2 separate regions of the Mus musculus genome follow, and region 2 is linked to region 1. A link is a loop called in an ENCODE intact Hi-C map of the cell type or tissue named here. Cell type or tissue: left cerebral cortex. All regions are shown on one strand. Links, peaks and the distances in the headings refer to the core of each region. The heading gives the core; the rest is flanking DNA.

What was found. Hi-C counts contacts between places; a loop is a spot of excess contacts. Peaks named below come from ENCODE experiments on the same cell type or tissue, not always from the same donor. Only the 100,000 strongest peaks of a DNase experiment are listed, where the experiment ranks them.
Region 2: a loop joins it to region 1, with 4 times the contacts of the local background. A loop is called at or near these places in 22 of 42 quality-filtered maps.

What each region holds. Positions count from the first base shown.
Region 1 is chr8:106,136,791-106,144,987 of GRCm38, reverse strand. 1810019D21Rik (RIKEN cDNA 1810019D21 gene) reads right to left here. Exons shown (of 4, transcript NR_040346.1): 2 at 7,638-7,821; 3 at 7,444-7,519; 4 at 6,265-7,160. Esrp2 (epithelial splicing regulatory protein 2) reads left to right here and starts at 8,014. Exons shown (of 15, transcript NM_176838.2): 1 at 8,014-8,197. In left cerebral cortex, for the core only: CTCF peaks have their summits at 3,364 and 4,069 (motif pointing left); DNase peaks (open chromatin) are centred at 4,050 and 6,714; H3K4me3 peaks cover 689 bases; H3K27ac peaks cover 429 bases.
Region 2 is chr8:106,196,657-106,201,656 of GRCm38, reverse strand. Slc7a6 (solute carrier family 7 (cationic amino acid transporter, y+ system), member 6) reads right to left here. Exons shown (of 10, transcript NM_178798.4): 10 at 2,943-5,000. It overlaps Slc7a6os (solute carrier family 7, member 6 opposite strand), which reads left to right. Exons shown (of 5, transcript NM_001007567.2): 5 at 508-1,219. The coding sequence ends at 635. Among named protein-coding and RNA genes, the nearest start is that of Slc7a6os, 12 kb to the left of the region's middle. In left cerebral cortex, for the core only: a CTCF peak has its summit at 2,702 (motif pointing right); DNase peaks (open chromatin) are centred at 816, 953, 1,867 and 2,696; H3K27ac peaks cover 187 bases.

The DNA.
Region 1 (8,197 bases), core at 1,942-6,941:
CACAGCTCCCAAATTTCCTAGGAAAGGTCCAGGTTCCTGTCTGGCTTAGAAGAGGAGAAAAGAGACTGAGAGGTGAAAGGGATCAGTTTGGGATCTGGAAAAGAAAGAGGGTATTCCTGCAGAGATGCACACTCTGTACAAAGCCTGGAAGGAGGAATAAACTCAGAAGCCAGATTCCAGTCCAGTTTTGTTCTCTTCCTAGGATGAGAATATAGGCAAGGGTCCCCACCCTTCCCATCACTGCCTCTCACATAGACCTATGCTTCTAGGTCCCCTACAGAGACCAAATGGATCGTTGGCGTTTGGGGTACCAAACCAAAAGCAGAACTTCAAAAGCTATTTAGTGGTCCTCACACAGCCCATTTGGATGTCAATCAGTTCTCCCTAAACCCTAGACCCAGCAAGTCAGTGTTCCTGGGGTCAATGGGGGGGCCAAATACTGATCTAATTAGCCATTCAGCTCAGAACACAGGAGGCAAGGGCCCAGAACAGAGCATCCCAATCTCCCTTTAACATCAAGGAAGGTTGTTTCACTTGAAGAGAAGTAGTTTTCCAGGACAACAAAGGTAAGTGCTCAGAAATCTAGAGAGTGAAGGAACTGTAGCAGAAGGGGTCAGAGTCCAAGTTGGGCTAGAACAGGTGAGGAAAAGAGGGTAAAACCCTGAAAAGTAAGCTTTTACAAACTCACTGGAGGGGCTGGAGAGATGGCTCAGTGATTAAAAGCACTGAGTGCCCTTCAAGGGGTCCTGAGTTCAATTCCTGGCAACCACATGGTGGCTCACAACCATCTGCAATGGGATCTGACTCCCTCTTCTGGTGTGTGTCTGAAGGGAACCACAGTGTACTCATGTACATAAAATAAACTTGACTCAGCACAGGGATACAGAGGCAGGTGGATCTCTGAGTTCCAGCCTAGCTGGTCTGCAGACTAACTTTGTGGACAGTCAGGAATTAAAACAAAACAAAACAAAACAAAAACCAATCAGCCGGGCAGTGGTGGCACATGCCTTTAATCCCAGCACTTGGGAGGCAGAGGCAGGTGGAAGGCTCCACCCCAGGTGGTCTCATACTGAGTGGCAGCGAGGTATGAATCAGCCTGCTTCAAGGCCGGGGGAGGCTACAAAAAACAACCCACCAACCACCACCACCACCACCACTACCACCACCACCAAACCCCTCCATGGTAAAGAGCGCTGGTGTTCTACTAGAAGACCGGGCTCAGTTCCCAGCACCCACGTGGCTGCTCTGCATTCTGAGCTGAATGGCTAGCCAGGTCAGAGTTTGTTATATACCATGTACTAGGGACCCAAGGCCTTATTCTGATCTCTGTGGATACCAGGTAAACACACCACACACAGCTATCACTGCAGGTAAAACATCAAAAAGCACAAAATAAAATAATACAGAAAACTATCTTTAAAAACATCAATCTGTGTCTAGGCTCATGGCTGGTCAAATTTTTGAGAATAAATGGCTATTGAGTACTTAGTTATAAGCAGGACACCTATACTACCCCCTCCATGGCTCAGAAAACATCAAGGAAGAGGCAGAAAGAATGAGAGTTCAGAGGAGTACTATATAACTGATCAAAGCTGGGCATGATGGGTCACACGGCCCCCAATGGAGGAGCTAGAGAAATTACCCAAGGAGCTAAAGGGAACTGCAACCCTATATGTGGAACAACAATATGAACTAACCAGTACCCCGGAGCTCTTGTCTCTAGCTGCATATGTATCAAAAGATGGCCTAGTCAGCCATCACTGGAAAGAGAGGCCCTTTGGACTTGCAAACTTTATATGCCCCAGTACAGGGGAACGCCAGGGCCAAAAAGGGGGAGTGGGTGGGTAGGGGATTGGAGGGGGTGGGTATGGGGGACTTTTGGGATAGCTTTGGAAATGTAAATGTGGAAAATACCTAATTAAAAAAAAAAAGCTGGGCATGGTAACACAAGTCTTTAATCCCAGCACCCAGAAGGCAGAGGCAGGCAGATTTCTGAGTTCAAGGCCAGCCTGGTCTACAGAGTGAGTTCCAGACACAAACCTTGTCTTGAAAAACCAAACCCAAACCAAAAACCTTTGACTTATAAGCATGACATAGCTGAGGGTTTTTTTTTTTTTTAGACAGGGTTTCTTTGTGTAGCCCTGACTGTTCTGGAACTCACTTTGTAGACCAGGCTGGCCTGGAACTCAGAAATTCACCTGCCTCTGCCTCCCGAGTACTGGGATTAAAGGCGTGCGCCACCACGCCCGGCTTGGTATTCTTTTTTTTTTGGAAAGATTTATTCATGTATGAGTACACTGTAGCTGTCTTCAGATGTAATATCCAAAATGAATTCAAGACCACCCAGTACCTTCCCCCTTTGAAAAGGACTTTCCAAACTGTACTAGCAGGCCAAGTGCAGAGCCAGATAAGGAAGCTGGCTGACTAAACAAATGTAAAAACATAGTTTTAGCAGTCAAAATGATTAAGCCTGCAAACTGCCAAAATAATATTAGCTGTTCTCAGAGAAATAACCATAACAAAAATAACAGTTCTCAGAAGAATTCCTCTACCCCGCTCCACACTCCCACACTGAATTCTGAGAAAAAAACCACAAACCGCCCTGCCCTTGCTAGGATTCCCCTGATGTTGATAGCTGACCCATAAGTTCAAAATGTACTATTGCTTTGCTGACCAAATTCTAATAACCCACCATGGGGGCAAGCAAAGTGAGTTGCTAGGCCAGAGGTAGTCACTATGCAAACCAACCAATGCCTGAAGAGGTTACTTGCTACACCAATGAGAATAGGCCAGCTAGCCCTATTGTCCAAATCTGTCCCTTACAAAGGTATTAAAAAGTGTGTTCTTTTGTTCTGGGTCTCTCCTCTGGCCTGTGTGCTGAAAGGGGAGTCCCCAACATGTGGGAATAAAACAAAAAACAAAAAACATTCTCTTGTGGTTTGCAGCGATGGTGATCTCTGTAATCTTTGTGAGTGAGGGTCTTTTGACGAACTCCAACATTGACACACCAGAAGAGGGCATCAGATCCCATTACAGATGGTTGTGAGCCACCATGTGGTTACTGGGAATTGAATCCACGTCAGTGCTCTTAACCACTGAGCAACCTCTCTAGCCCCAGCTGTGGTACTTATATCAGCTGCAGTTGCTTACATAAAGCTTTTAAAAGGACAAAACCTTTCCTTTTTTCTTTCTTTCCTTTTTTTTTTTTTTTTTTTTTTTGAGACAGGGTTTCTCTGTATAGCTCTGGCTGTCCTGGAACTCACTTTGTAGACTAGGCTGTCCTAGAACTCAGAAATCAGCCTGCCTCTGCCTCCCAAGTGCTGGGACTAAAGGCGTGCGCCACCATGCCTGACTCCTTTCTTTCTTTTAATCTATTTGTTTTAAAGATTTATTTATTTTATGTGTATGAGTACACTGTAGCTATCTTCAGACACACCAGAAGAGGGCGTCAGATCTCATTATAGATGTTTGTGAGCTACCATGTGGTTACTGAGAATTGAACTCAGGACCTCTGGAAGAGCAAGTTAGTGCTCTTTGCCACTGAGCCATCTCTCCAGCCCCAAGACAGAACCTTTCAACATTCAGCCATAGTGGGAAAAGGCTCACGGGTGGACACCTGGTCCAGGGCAGGGCCTTTAGGAGAGAAGTCATTGTCTTCAGTGATGTAGCCACTGATGCGTCTCTAATATTCCAGTGAATAGCTTCATACCTATGTCCATGCTGGCGGTCCTGGTTAATCATAGCAGGTTGTAAAGACACAAAACAAACATGGAAGTGGAATAGAATTTGGTGGGAGGAGGGGAGGAGTAGGTGCAGGGACGGGTATAAGCAGAATGTTATATGCGTGTATGAAACTGTCGATTAGCAGATTCAATCCTGCGTCTCAGGAGTCACATGTAGATTCTGAAGACAGAGGGAACCGCTTGGCTGGTAGCATCAAGTCACTCCCTTTCTGTCCTTGGTTATTGGCCACTGAAGGCTGTATGCTCTAACACATTACCCTCATCCGGCTAACTCCCTCATTGCTCAAACAGATTAAAGCCACAGAGTCAGCGCGCCCTCTGGTGGTATGAAGCGATTATGCAAGGACTCGGAGATGAAAAAATCTTGGGCTGGCTGGATATCTCTAGTTACTCAGAAGACCCCTGGAAGAGGGGTTAGCTGGAAGCAGCGGAGTTAGAATAATGATCCTCTAGTCGAATCTTGTTCTATCGCAGGATATGTTCTGGTCAAAAAGGAAGGGAACAGTTTTCTGCCACTCCTGTTAATATAAAAGATTATAGCAACCTCCCCCAGCCTACCCATGAGTGACAGTGGACAAACTGTATTTATTGCACGCAGAACCTCACGTGCACTCCCTTGAAACATGGTCTCTTCTTCCTAGAGTGCAGTTTGGGATAGGACTTACTCTGTTCCGTGACTGTGGCTGGGACCTTCATCAGTACAGAAATCTCAGACTGTACTGGTCTGCTACAGTTAGGGGTACTTTAAGAGGTGAAAATATCTCAGAAGAGTAGAGGTGGGCTGGGAGGAAAAGCCACAAAAGTTTACAATTGCTGGCATAGAAAGCAGAAGCAGGGCTGAAGAGATGGCTTCAAAGTTAGAACACCATTGCTCTTGCTGAGGACCCGATTTAATTCCCAGCACCCACAAGTGACTCCCATTCCAGACGGTCTGACACCTGATCGTTGTGAACACCAGGCATGCAGGCATATAGAACACACATATACTTGAAGGCCAAATACTTATACACGTTTGTACTGGCTGGTTTTGTGTGTCAACTTGACACAAACTGGAGTTATCACAGAGAAAGGAGTCTCCTTTGAAAAACTGTGATGGGGGGGGGAGGGGTGCTCATTGTGGGTGGTGCCATCCCTGGGCTGATGGTCCTAGGTTCTATAAGCAAACTGAGCAAGCCAGGGGAAGCAAGACAGTAAGCAACACGCTCCATGGCCTCTGTATCAGCTCCTGCCTCCAAGTTCTTGCCCTGTGTGAATTCCCGTCCTGACTTTCTTTGGCAATGTGGAGGTGTAAGCTGAATAAATCCTTCCCTCCCCAACTTGCTTTTTGGTCATGATATTTGTGCAGGAATACAAACCCCAACTAAGACACACATTAAATTTAAAAATAAATGCATTAAATAACAACAAAAAGAAAGTCGTTAGGCATGGTACCACATGCCTTTAATCCCATCACTGGGGTGGCAGAAATAGGCAGATCTCTTAAGGGTTCAAAGCCAGCCTGGCCTACAAAGCAAGTTCCAGTACTGTCAAAAACCACTAAGTAAATAAATAAGTAAATAAACCTTAGTACACAGATAGGGTCTTAAAGAAAACGTGTTAAAAGTTGGCTTCAAGGGGTCGTGTAAGGAGTACAAGGTTGTCTATTAAATGATAGTGTGATTGATCTCATTACGATTTGTTTTGAGACAGGGTCTCTGTATGCAAGCTGTCCTAGACCAGGCTAGCCTTGATCTCACAGAGATCCACTGGTCTCTGCTTGAACTAAAGGCATGGACTACTACACTTGGCTATAAACGATTTTGTCGTTTGTTTTTCTAGACAGGGTTTCTCTCTGGAGCTCTGGTTGGTCTCGAACTCAGAGATCTGCCTGCCTCTGCTTTCCCAGTGCTGGGACTAAAGGCAGGAGCCACCACCCTCTGGCTAAATAATTAGTTTAAAAATGTATTTACTTAGCCGGGTGTGGTGGCGCACGCCTTTAATCCCAGCACTTGGGAGGCAGAGGCAGGTGGATTTCTGAGTTCGAGGCCAGCCTGGTCTACAAAGTGAGTTCCAGGATAGCCAGGACTACACAGAGAAACCCTGTCTCGAAAAAACGAAAAAAAAAAAAAAAGTATTTACTTTTGCTTAACTAGCAGCTCCGGGTGGGCTGGAACTCCTGTGGTGATTACAAACCCATCACCCTCAGCTACTAATCTTATTGGCTTTGTTGATTTAGGGCCTGGAACTTTCAAAACTGAGCCCAAACTATCTTGGATCTTGTAGCTATGAGTGCAGAGGCACCTCTAGCTGGGTTCCTAAGCACTTGAGAAAATCAGACTTGCAAGGTCATCCTCTATCGAGTACATGGTATAGAAACAAAACGGGGATGTAAGAGGGCTTGCTTGAGTTCTGTGCCCAGGACCCACTTGTGGAAGGAGAGGACCAAGTCCCACAAGCTGTTCTCGGACCTCCACCCTGGCACTGTGCCTTGTGCGTGCCTACACAAAAACAAATAAAGGTGATAAAGCAAAATACCAAAGACTTTGAAGTTCTGGAATTGTTTTAATATGGGGAATGCCTGGTTGAGAGAACCAGAGTCGAATGAATGGAGCCGCTCAATTCTGTTGACTCTTCAGATTCGTTACCTTGCAGAAACCTGGGAACAGCCGCTTCTTTCCAGGGGGTTCGGAACAGCCAGGGATTCCACAGTCAGCAAGATCTCCCGAGAATCGGGAGGCGAGGTCTACAGGTTGAAAGGGGAGCCTTGCTCGGAGGTTGTGGGTAGAAACCGATACCAGTAGCTCTGGGATAACTGGGTAGGGAAGCCAAGACTCTGCCTCACTGAACCTGAGCCTGTAGCGAAGACCTTGTGAAGTTTAAATAGTCAGGACGATGGGTTGCAGGGGTGTCGAGAAGGAACTAGTTGGAAGGGAGTGTCCTTACCGGAAAGCCTGGACTGACGCAGGCGCGCTCCGGAATGGGAGGGAGGAGGGGAGGGGCTTTACCTCAAGGTTTCACTGGGTTCCTAGAACAAATATTTGACATTCCAGGCTTATCGTGGTAGCGGGGCTGAGTAGGCAGGCTCCGGGTGGGCCGCCTGGTGAAGGGTCTCAGGGTGTGCGCTGCGGCCACTTCTCACTATATTGGGTCGCTGTGTTCCTGCGCTATTGTGTGGACAAACCCAGAAGGCGCACTATACATTCTAGGTCCTCTGGCTCCGCACGACCTTCCTTGGGCATGAGTTAGGGATGCACCCGGGCTCTGGGTTGCCTTTTATCCAAGACCGATAGGAAGCAGCCCGCTTTTCCAAACACACAAGGTTCTTCTTCAGCCGGTGGCATCCTGTATTCTAAGTCCCACGCCAGTACCTTTTTACTCTCGCCAGAGTACTAATTACAGTCGAGTAGGTGGGAAACTATCCTGAGCCCACAGGGCGGCCTGGAAACAACAGTAAGGGAGTTTCACCAAACTGCATGGGATGAATGGGACTCTTCTGAACTGGGTTGGGGGATGCAGACTCAACTCTACACATCTCAACTCTAGCCGCTCTCTGCTGGAGTGCTTTCAATAGCCAGATAACACTTCTATCATCATCCAAGAGAGACAAAAACAAGCAGGCAAACCCCAAGTGGGGTTGGTAGGCTGAACTTCCAGATCTCTACCAGCAGACACGGCTTCATTTAGGATACAGCTCTCTAAAGTTTAAGCACGATTTTCCTACCTTGGCACCAAGGCCTGAGCCTTCAGGTCCACAGTAACGTGCGCCTTGCACTGCCGGCACTACGCCGACCCGACACCTGTATGGGCACGTCCTTCTCTGTGATCTCTAGTGACCGCCCACAGTTCTAAGAACCCTTGATCTTTACCTCCCTCCCTTTCCCCAACGGATCTCTCTCACCGACTTCCAGTGGATACCTGGTAGCGCTCACTGTCGGCTTTTGACCCTTTGTAACTTCCATTAACCTCAAGCCAGACGTCGCGACCTTTTATAGTCCCTAGATTGCCTCCTGTTGAATTCCATGGGTCTTGCGTGACCCTTGCAGAATGGAAAGAGGCCTCTGATCCTGCACATTCTTTTGCGGAGGACTCAGAGTGCCTGCTAGAGAGGAAGTAGGAGAAAGAATGGATTCGTCCCAGGAGTCTCGCCGGACTGCAGCAAGAGGTGGGACTCCAGCCGGCGAGCGCACGCCTCAGCAGAAGTGAGCTCTTGCCTCCTGGGCAGGGTTTTGGCCCTCCCGCGGGGTTCCCTGGGCCGTCCTGATCACGTGGCCTCTCCGGGCCGCAGGTAACTCGCCGGAGTAGGCAGGGATAGGCAGCCGCACCGCCCAGCCCCAAAGGGCACCGCGGGCGGGTCTCTGCAGCTCCCACTACACCCGGCCGCAGGTGCCGCCCCCAACACACCGGATCCCGCCCAAGCTCGTCTGTCTGCTGTCGGTCGGTACGTGTGTGCGCCTCGTCGGTCCGCGTGTGTGGCC
Region 2 (5,000 bases), core at 1-5,000, 59 kb before region 1:
AAATAAATTTAATTTTAAAAAAAGATAAAGTATTTACATGGCTCAAGTAGGACATCCCTGTCATCCCAGCACTCCCATGGCTGAAGTGGCAGAGCAGTGAGCTCTAGACAGATCTTGAAACAATACGGGAAGGAGAGGATTTTTAAAAAAAAGAAAAAAGGTGGGGCTCAGCAGTTAGGAACACTGACTGCTTTTCCAGAGGTCCTGAGTTCAATTCCTAGCAACCACATGGTGGCTCACAACCATCTGTAATGGGATCCAATGCCCTCCTCTGGTGTGTCTGAAGACAGTGACAGTGTATAGTGTACTTACCTAAAAGAAATTTAAAAAAAAAAAAAAAAAAAAAAGCCTCTAACCCCTGATCATTTGGCTGCTAAGCCTGATAACCCAAGTTTGATTCTCCTAATACCCACATAACGGGAGAACTGACTCTAAGTTCTTTATCGTAAATTTTCTTTATGAGCAAGTATTTTATAATGGAAAATACAATCTTTTATCTCCCTGAAGGCTCTGATGAATACAACAGCCTCAGCGAGGAGGAAAGAAGCTGCGAGCGACTGATGTGGAGCAAATACCCTTTGGATGTACAAAAGGAGTTTGACTATGACAGCCCCCATGGTCTGGATTCAGATTGATGGTTTGCTGGTATTTGTGAGATTCTTCCATGGGCCTTTAAGGCTCTGACTACAGAGTCATCATCTTAGGATTCCTAACTGAACATGTGGAAAGAAAAGCCTTTACCCCAGCACAGTGAGGACTTCCTTGTAAGTGATAAGTGACGCCAAACACGCTGGGTCATGTCTGTAATTCCAGCATTGGAGAGTTTGGGAGCCAAGAAGAGCACTGAGAATACAAGGCCAGCCTTTAGACTAAACAGCCTGGGCATTCTATTTTTAAAAAGTGATCTTACACTCTGGAAAATAAAATGATGTAAAACCTCCATCCCTGGTGGTTTTTCTGTCATTTTACTTATATGCTCAGGGCTAAAGAAGCTGGTGGGAGGAGGGAGAGCCCGCTCCCAGTGATGGAGATGATCTCTGCAAGGACAACAGTGACTCCCCCGCCTCAGGGCGGTCATGTCTTTCCCCCCCCCCCCCCCCCGCCCCCTTTAGACTCTGATAATGGTTATAAAGACTGCTATCACCTTTGGCAGTGGTACCAAGGAACAGTATGTATGAATGTGATGATCTTTAATAAAAACTTAACTTTTTACACAGAAGCAAGCAGTTCTTTTTTAGATCTGATTATTTTAGGTGTTTTCCTCATAGAAAAAGGAGAGGTTGGTGAACTACATGTTTCAAAATTAACTTTAAACATTATGGGCCATGTCAACTGTTTATAGCACTCACCCAAGGCATTACATACATCACCCTTGTTATATGGTTCTAGGGCTGCCAAAAACCACCATGTGTCCAAGTCCCTTACATAAGATGACACGGTATGTCTACAAAGTCTATGCCTCTTCAGATTATAAAAATCTAATGTAAACACTAAATTATTATACCACAACTCTTTGGAGAATGAGAGTAAATCTTTCCATATTTAGAATAGGCACATTGCCCCAAAATGTAGATTAGTAAATGCAGGGCCCGTACATGGAAGGCCAACTGTCATCAATAGGACACTGTCACCAGAACTCAGCATCTCAGCTGCCTTAGCCCTAGATGTAGTATTGTCCAATAAAACTTCCCACAGCATGTTCTGTGTATCCACGGTACACCTGTGTGGCTTCTGAGCACTTGAAATATGATTAGGGCAACTGAGAAACTTCAACGGTTTTTGTTTGGGGAGGGGATGATACAGTCTCTGTGTAGATGAGGCTGCCTCAGAAGGGATCCACCTACCTCTGCCTCCCTAGTGCTGGAATTAAAGGCATGAGCCACCACAACCAGCATTTGTGGGGGAGGGAGTTAAATGTAAGTTGCAATCTTGTCTTAATCTTCCAAGTGCTAGTGTAATGCACGGACACTTATCAAACTGGCTAGATTTTAGTTACATGTGACTAGTTACTGTAGCAGACACTAGGTGTAGGGAAGTAACAGGCAACATTCAATTCAGCAAATACCCTCTTCCTGTGACAGATCCATGGGAAAGTAACTCAGATGCCTTCTTCCAAGTACTTACAAGTTCATACGCTTCTACACATCCTTTCACTTACCTAAGTAGAAGTTATTAAACTTGTCAAAGTGATCTAATTTGTATATCCAAGTGGTTATTGGAACTAATCAAACCAATCAACAAAAACTATCTCGGTTACTCTGAGTATCAACAATTCAGTGTTTTGAGCAAAAGGCAGCAATGTGGTATCTAACACTAGTCATCTTGATCTGTAGGCATATAAGCAGGAGTAAAATTCTATTTACCACTACAGTGTGCTCACTGTTATGCTAACGCTGACATTAAAGAGCCAACAACTTCACAGGCTGTACCTACTACAAGAGGGGAACAATGTACCACTATAAATGGGATTAGCACACTGGGAGGTGGATTCAAAGAGACAAAAGACCTGATGGGAAGAATTCCACTATCAAGCTTGAATGCTGTACAAGTCTGGTTTCTTTCCCACAGAAAAGGTTCCTGGGGGAAGCTGTGTTCAGCTTAGAAAGAAAAAAAATGCTATCAGTCAAGTGACGATGAGAACATGGCTCACTAAGGAAGTAATAGAGCACCTTCAGTGTGAGGTCCCTGCTTTTAGAAACCACTGGAGGGCAGCAGACTCCTGAGATAAGCTGGTTAAGGGCCAAAGACCACTAAAACCAGGGTCATAACTTGCTTTGCTCTAGCAGAGCCTTGGAATGGATACCAGCTTAGCTCAGATATGAATCATGCTTGTATGGCTTAGGCAAGTCAGTCTTTACACAAAGCTCCTTATCAGACAGGATTCCCAACCCATGACAGTAGGAATGTCACTCTCTCAGAGATGCATGTCCAGAACCAATGGCAACTGTGATTAGACTCCCCTAAGTCTTTATTGAGCAAGCATATATCTAAGGTTACTCCTGTGAGTCTAGAGCCAGTTTGGTACTGGGAGACTGCCACATAGTTACTATCTGTATTGTTCACAAATTCTAAAACTTGAAATGTCCTTGAAGGATGCCAAGACAGCATAGCAGGTTCTTCTGTGTCCAAGGTGGCAATGTCTAAGGGCATCAAAAGAGTTCTACAATCTTGTGTAGACACACTGCTCACAGAGATTCACGCCTATTGCTTTGGCTTTAACTGGCAGCCTAGTCCGATCACCAGAATTAGTTTCTACCGTTTACCAGGAGCGAGGCTGGGGTGGAAGCTGTTTTCTCCCACAGTCTTCATCGATCTTCATAGGGAGAAGACAGATGCACAAGTACCAAGCATTTTCTGAGACTTCAATCTCACCTGCCCAGCCCTTGGACAAGAGAAGGCAAGCGGGTATACTGTCCCATGACCCAAGCATGTAAACAAAGCTTGGTGCTTTCAGAAAATTAGTGACCACTTCCAGCAGAGTGGGCTTTTGTGAGTCCATACATAGCCAATCTTGCACAGGCTCTTAAAGATAACAAACTATTTGACTTGAATCCAGGAGTCCAGTGACAACTGATAAATCAGGTTATCTACCTGAATTTTGCATAACACCTTATGTAGAACATTCCAGGCCTCTTGCAGTTCATACCAAAAATCCAAAGATTTATTTTATGTCAAGTAGAACAAAGATCTACAGTCTTAATAAAACAAAGGATTGTCCTTCAAAATAGCAGTATTATGACTCATGAAGTTGCTCATCTGTCCTTGCTGGATCTGAGCCAGATGATAATAACATGTGACTTATCTGTATATTAAAGTATAACAGGTATATTGTGAGACAAGATCTTGTCTGATCTTTCCAGAGTGGCTACCTGGAAATTATGTAGCCTAAATTAGCCTCAAATTCAAACTCCTTATGCCTCACCATACCAAGTTCAGATTACAGATGTGTGCAACCAGGCCAGCTAAGATAAAAACACAATTCACTTATTGCATCCTATAGAGAAATGATCACTAATGGTTTGTTACAACTGGTATCCTGGATTAAATATCAATAAATAATGACATACAGGAGTTGAAATTTGGTGACAGTTGTGGCTTGTCCAGGTAGTAGAGACGCTCCACTCAGCTGGAGTAGTGAGGTTTTTCTCTCAGCCCTTGTTTCAAGGGCTCCACAGCACCATGGATTCAGCTAGGAAGGGCACAATCAAGTGGCCCAGTCGAATTCCTTGAAAAGCCAGAAGCTCACCTCCTTGCCTGAGAATCCTGACCATACTGCTAATGTGACCTAAGCAAAGTCAGACAGGCAGCCCCTCCTCAAGGAGAGGGACACTCTATACACAATAAGATCCCAAAGACACAGCAACATTCGGATCCACGAGTTAGAGGACTTTCATGCCTAGATCCTCAACAGTCTGCTTCCCATTAAGCTCACTGTCTGCTTGAGCCTGAAGTTCCGGGGAGGGAGGGAGTGTTGTTCCTCTTGTGGAATTCAGGAAGGAGGCACACATTGATCCCATGTCAGTTACACAGCACCTTGCTGTTCATGCCACCCAACAAACAAAAAGGGGAACACAACGCTCTCCTCAAGGAAGAATTTTGAGCCATAGGAAGAAATGGTAGCATTTCAGACCTCTAAAAATCAAGTAGCTGGACTTGGTCAGAGGGTCAGAGGAAAACTTCCCATGAAGGAGCCCCACTGTAGACTCCTGGTTTAAACTACAAAGAGCTGTGAATCAAGAGCCAGAGCTGTCAGTCTAATATTCCTTCAGGGCTGCATCTACTCATCAGAAGTAAAACTAAATCAATGCCCTGCCCAACCTCCCCTCCCACTGAAGTCCCCATCTTCAGGCTGGCCTAATTGGTATCTTCCCATAGCTTACCAATGAGAGAGCATTGGCCCTGAGCCCCCTTACAGAATGTGGGCCAAGAGGCTCCTTTAATTCAGAAGGTTTAGGGAACTGGTCTTTGGTGGCTGCGACCACAGCCTTTTGGGCTTCAGG